Linked DNA regions of Homo sapiens: region 1 is linked to region 2. The links are chromatin loops, found by intact Hi-C in ENCODE. Cell type or tissue: psoas muscle. All regions are shown on one strand. Each heading gives the region's core, and the rest is flanking DNA. Links, peaks and the distances in the headings are about the cores only. Region 1 overlaps LINC01091 (long intergenic non-protein coding RNA 1091). Region 2 has its middle 62 kb from the start of LINC01091.

Evidence for each region. A loop is a pair of places that touch in the nucleus more often than their neighbours do. Peaks named below come from ENCODE experiments on the same cell type or tissue, not always from the same donor. Only the 100,000 strongest peaks of a DNase experiment are listed, where the experiment ranks them.
Region 1: it touches region 2 in a loop (3-fold over the local background); 2 of 110 quality-filtered maps call a loop at or near these places.

The regions. Positions count from the first base shown.
Region 1 is chr4:123,826,018-123,828,939 of GRCh38, reverse strand. All of the region lies in intron 3 of LINC01091 (long intergenic non-protein coding RNA 1091), which reads right to left. Among named protein-coding and RNA genes, the nearest start is that of LINC01091, 180 kb to the right of the region's middle. In psoas muscle, for the core only: no CTCF peak of the experiment used is centred there; no DNase peak of the experiment used is centred there; H3K27ac peaks cover 1,429 bases.
Region 2 is chr4:123,586,765-123,589,686 of GRCh38, reverse strand. No RefSeq gene overlaps it. Among named protein-coding and RNA genes, the nearest start is that of LINC01091, 62 kb to the left of the region's middle. RefSeq lists an enhancer at 806-855. In psoas muscle, for the core only: no CTCF peak of the experiment used is centred there; a DNase peak (open chromatin) is centred at 1,466; H3K4me3 peaks cover 1,519 bases; H3K27ac peaks cover 2,342 bases.

The DNA of each region.
Region 1 (2,922 bases), core at 133-2,632, 240 kb before region 2:
GATCCCATTAACCCTGAAATGCAGTTATTTCTCTCCAAATAAAAAGAGAATGTCACACAAGGAGAGTTATTTTTCCTGCCTCTTTTCTGCTTCATATGCTACCATAAGGATATGGTTATGACAACAACGGCATTAATGCTTCTACCCACACAGAATGCTAAAAGAATCCTAGATAATCTGCCCCTTGACATTTAGCCCTGACCAACTCTAGAACCCCTCCCTCTAAACTTCTTGTTATGTAAGAAAAATATACAATAAGAGGTTATTCATGTTTTTTGTTGTGCAGCAAAAAGCATCCTAATACTATTGGTATGTCTTGACCTAGGCAGGGACAATTAGTACCTCGTCCTGATTTTTGGACTCAAGAGCCAAAGAGTCATGCCAATGTGACTCTGTTGACTGAAATCATAAGCTATAAAATTTTGGAAATTTTGGTTACCTGAGTTCTTGCCACATGGAAAAAACTCTTTAGAAAGAGATAAGAATGAGCTTGACATATGGAGAAAAGAAGCACGGCTAAGAGACAGGGAAACAAGCTTGATGCTGGAGTTTGGTTCTCGATACTATAAAAGATATTGACCTTTCTCCAATCATGGTTGTCCCATTCTTTCATAGCTTAGCCTTCCATTAAAATCCCCTCTTTTGCTTAAATCAATTCAAGTGGGATTTTGTTCACTCATAAGTTAGCCAAATTAATAAAGCTTCTTTTTCTTCTCCAAGATGTTACCATTCTCTAACTGTCCTTTTCTTCTTTTATTTTTCTTTGCCTTATTCCAAGGAGCCTGAATCCTATCCAATGACTTCAAATATCCTTGTGATTAAAAGGAAGCTTTGCAGTCAGATACACCTGGGTTCACTTCCTGGCTCTGTTAGCAAGTAACCATCTCAAAGCCTTATTTATATGATCTCAAAGAGAAGGATTGTGGTAACAGCAACCTCATGTGGTTCTAAGGACTAAATGAGCTGGTACATGTAAAATATTCAATAGAATCATTGACACATAGGAAACACTTATGAAATGTATTGATTACCACCACAGAGGCAAATATCATTATTATAATTCTGAACCACAATGCAGAAATCATTCACTAACCCTAATCTCTGCCTTGACCTCTAATCCTGTAACTCTTATTTCCTTCTGAACCTTCCCATTAGTATTTCCTAATTTCCTCTTAAACTAAACTGATTCTTACTCTTCTTCCTTCCCTCACTCCTCTCCCGCCCACACTGCAATTCACATTTGCCATTTGGTGGTGGTTGTTAATTACCCTGTCACAGAGATGTATAAAACTTATTCTTAAGTTTAAGAAAGCAAGGATTATGAATTACAGTTATTTGCATTTTCGTACTTAGTTTAGCTGTTCAATTTTTTTTTAAACAATACTCTATAATCTTGAATCTATTGTGCACAGATGGTGGTTGAAAAAACAAATAAATTACTTTCATACTCATAAAATACTTTTTTTCTATGAGGAGATATGACATATGGGCAAAGTATTATAGCATTTCTCACATTTTTCCAGACATTACAAAAAAAATGCAGTGTTTAGAGATTTCAGAATTATAGATCACTCCTAGTCCAAGTAAAGTTTCCTTCAGAAAGTATTACCTTCAGGCCTGTGTAAGAATATCCTCCTTTGGGCCTCACACTTTAGAGAGTGCCACACATTATGAACATACAAACCCAAATTTATAACAGAATACGTGGATATATCGTCACCTGGGGTCCAGCAAGCAGAGCCCAATCTGTGGTTTTAAATGCAGGTTCTCATGTCAAACCTCCTTCAAGTCCCAAATAATCAACTCTTCAAACCTCTTGTCATTTGTCCCCAGAACAAAAGATGACTGCATGAAAATGGTATGAAATGGCATGAGGCCAGCTGCTGCTGACTTCAGAGATGATACTACTTTGTTATATGGGAAAGATGTGAGCAGCAGAAGAGTTAGGTAAGAGAAAACACAAATTAATTAACTTGTACAGTTCTTCTTTTCAGTATGGGTGCAAAGGATTCTTTATAATGAAGCATCTTTCCCAGCTGTTGCTGGGCTATTCTTCTCCACAGGTTCCAGGTGTGGCATGTGGACACATTCATACTTTAGTAAATTAGTATGTTTGCAATAGGAGCACATAGAAGCTGAGCAACAGTCTGCAATATTAAACATTTAAAATTTTTAAGAGCTAAACAACACAGAATAGCCAAATATGCTCAAAAATACACGTAGTAATCTTGGATACTTTGCCAACTTTTAGAAAAATAAACACCATAGCCTTACACATTTTTAAAATTTTGAAATTGTATAGCTATCAGAGTTTTCAGCTAAACTTGTATCTTTTAAATATTTATACAAATAGTATGTAGATTTCATTCATACTTCAATCCTAGGCCTCGCAACCTTGCAAGTGTTAAGAGTAAGTCTATTAACTTACTCTTAATAAGGCACTTTGTGGATTCAAGACAACTTTGAAACATAGGGAACAGTTGAAAGTTAGGACTGGCAATACTTAAGGAGGGACCACTAAAGAAGAGAAAGACACAAAGCTGGAATGCCCAGGCTATACTAGAATGTGGGGTCCATGAGACCATGAAATGTGTCTGGTTTTTGTTTTGCTTGTTTTAATGGATCTTTGGAGGCCAGAATAGTGTCTGGCACATAGCAGACACTCAAAAACACTCACTGATTGAAGGAATTAATGAATGATAGCAAGAGTCAAATTTTTGACTAGAGCATACACTATATAGAAGAACAGTGGGAAATAAGGCTTACAGGAGCAGATGATGGGCTTCAGAAGAGAGTACAGATGACTTTTTATTAATTCATCAGTAAGTTGAGCAACATTTTGTGATAGATGTTGACAGGCATTATCTCCCCTCTATCCTGTCTTCAAGATGAGGTCAACTTTGTTCTGAGGCATGGAAATCT
Region 2 (2,922 bases), core at 295-2,794:
AGAGCATGACGATTTTCCACATGATATTCTGGAATTTTAAAAAAAATTAAAATATTGATTATATGGGTCTTCTTTCCTCTGTAGTTGCTGTTTCATTTGACATATGATTAGAATTATGCAATTTATCTTTCTTCCTTCCGAGAAGTTGAGAAATATCAGAATTTTGAACTGGAAGGATCTTAGTTCAACCCTTTGAATTTTATTGGATGAAATTGAGGCCCAAACCACACACCCAACGGAAGAAAAACTGAACTAAAACTAAGATCTTCTGACTCTTAGTCAAAAATTCTTTTTTACACCATGATGAGTCCATTTATCTTCACCTGTTGGATATGTCAGTAGATAATTACTTGGTGAAGAAATACTAAGAGGAAGCTTTGTTGTATATACTTCCTTCGTGGTGATTTAAGTTAAATTCTGAGGCCCTAAGCAAAACTTTTAGAAAAGGTCCCATCACTGTTGATTAACTGCAGAAGAACTGAAGAGTAAACAGCTGTTCAAAGGAAAGTCCTCATCTTAGTGAGGTCAGTCCCACTTGGGCTGACCTCACTAAGACGCAGGCACCGCTCTGCTCAGGCAGTAGTTACGACCAACCGCCTTTGGAAAAACTTGTAGTTCTTTTTTTGGTTACTCCCACTGCCCCTCCTGTTCCCTAGAGTGCACAGTAAAGACTAGATGGCTTCTGTATAATGACTGTGGTCAGCTATAAATATAAGGAAAATGAACATGCAACGTCTTGATGTCAAGCTAATTTTAGCTTAACAGTTTCATTTTAAGTATGCCCAACCAAGACTGGACACACCATGGTTCAAGTTTTAAAAATAGAAATTACAAAACCACAGCGTGGAACCCAAATTGTTCAGATTGTAGTAACAGTGACTGAAATGCTCTTGGTGATGTTGCCAACAGGAGGCCCTTCAATGCACAGTGGTGAGCTCCCAAACCACATGGATAAATAGATTCGGTCACCCCTATGAGGTGAACAATAGACCCTATGTTGTGGCTTCGGTTCTGTTGTCATGAATGTAAATAATTTCTCATCATTCATATGTGGACAATGCTCTGTGTGTTACAGAACACATTCTGTGGGCAGGTGTGGAAAAGTTTTCTTACCAAGTTTTATATACTGCCATCTCAATCTTTTACCTTACCTTTTGGAGTTAGCAGCGTGTCTGACTACTGTTTCAATCCACAGAACAGCTACAGAATCTGTCTGAAGATTCCAGCCTGCTATTTTTCTTCAAATCTGGGTTTCAATCTTGGTTAATGTTTGCCCAGAAATATGTAATTGCGGACTTCCTCCTCATAAACCCTTCCAGAGTGTAGGCTGCCAGTCTAGCATGCTATTATTATCTCTTTGCCTCAGGGCTAACGCAGGGTGTGCCCTCGTAGTCACAGGATAGATGATAACCTGCTCCCTGCCAGGAAGCCAGGATGGTTAGCAGCTGCCGCTAAGAAAAAACACATCTTGCATGTGTCCAGTATTGTTTGTATTTCTTCTCCTTTGGATAAACAAATTTTAACTGGTTTATTAAAAACTCACAGGCTGGGCACGGTGACTCACGCCTGTAATCCTAGCACTTTGAGAGGCCCAGGCGGGTGGATTGCCTGAGCTCAGGAGTTTGAGATCAGCCTGAGCAACACTGTGAAACCCCCATCTCTATTAAAATACAAAAAAATTAGCTGGACGTGGCAACATGTGCTTGTAATCCCAGTTACTTGGGAGTCTGAGGCAAGAGAATTGCTTGAACCCCAGAGACGGAAGTTGCAGTGAGCTGAGATCACGCCATTGCACTCCAGCCTGGGCAACAGAGTGAGACTCGGTCTCAAAAAAAAATAATAAAAAGTAAATAAATAAATAAAAATAAAAACTCATGCTCGCCTTTTTCTTTCTTTTTTCTTTTTCTTTTTTTGAGAACTCATTTACTCTATTCACATTAGTGACTGTGATTTGGATGTGCCTGTTCTCTGTTCCTCACTCAACCTAACTTACAGAGGAATTATTTTCCATTCATTGAATGTCACTTCCTTGTGAGGCTCTGTTACACACCTGCCCCCCACCCACCTGCCCCCAGAACATGAGCACACACATACAGACAATATTAGAGTTTAAAGCAATATTTTTTGTTTTTGAGACAGGCTCTTGCTTTGTCACCCAGGCTGGAATGCAGTGGCACGATCATAGCTCACTGCAGCCTTGACCTCCTGGGCTCAAGTGATCCTTCCACCTTGGCCTCCTGGGTAGCTGGGATTACAGGTGTGTGCCACCATGCCCAGCTAATTTTTGTAGTTTTAGTAAAGATGGAGTTTTACCATGTTGTCCTGGCTGGTCTTGAACTCCTGGGCTCAAGCAATCTGCCTGCCTTGGCCTCCCAAAGTGCTGGGATTACAGGTGCAAGCCACTGTGCTCCACTTACTGCAACCTTCTTTAGGCTACCCTAGTACTGTATTACATCTCTATTATAAAATACCATGGGCTGACTTGTATTATATTTGCCTATGTCCCTTCACATTTACTTCTTCAGCTAGATTGACCTTCTTATTGATCTCTGTATTCTCAGGGCTTACCAGTTAGTTCAGGCCTAAAATAAACTTAATTAGTAATGTCTTTTGTACTAAAGTATGATTTACATATGTCAAATTCTCCCTTTTTCATGTACAGTTCCGTGAAATTTGATAAATACATGCAGTCATGTAACCACCACCACCACAATCAAGATATAGACAAGTTCCATTACCCCAAAACATATCCCATCCTATTGCAGCTAACCCCTTCCCCTCAGCCCCAGTCCCTGGCATCCCTGTTTTCTGTTCCTATGGTCCTGCATGTTATATATATATGAAAGCATTCAGTCTGCAGTCTTTAGAGTATGGCTCCTGTCACTTAATATAATGCATTTGAGATCCATCCAAATTATTACT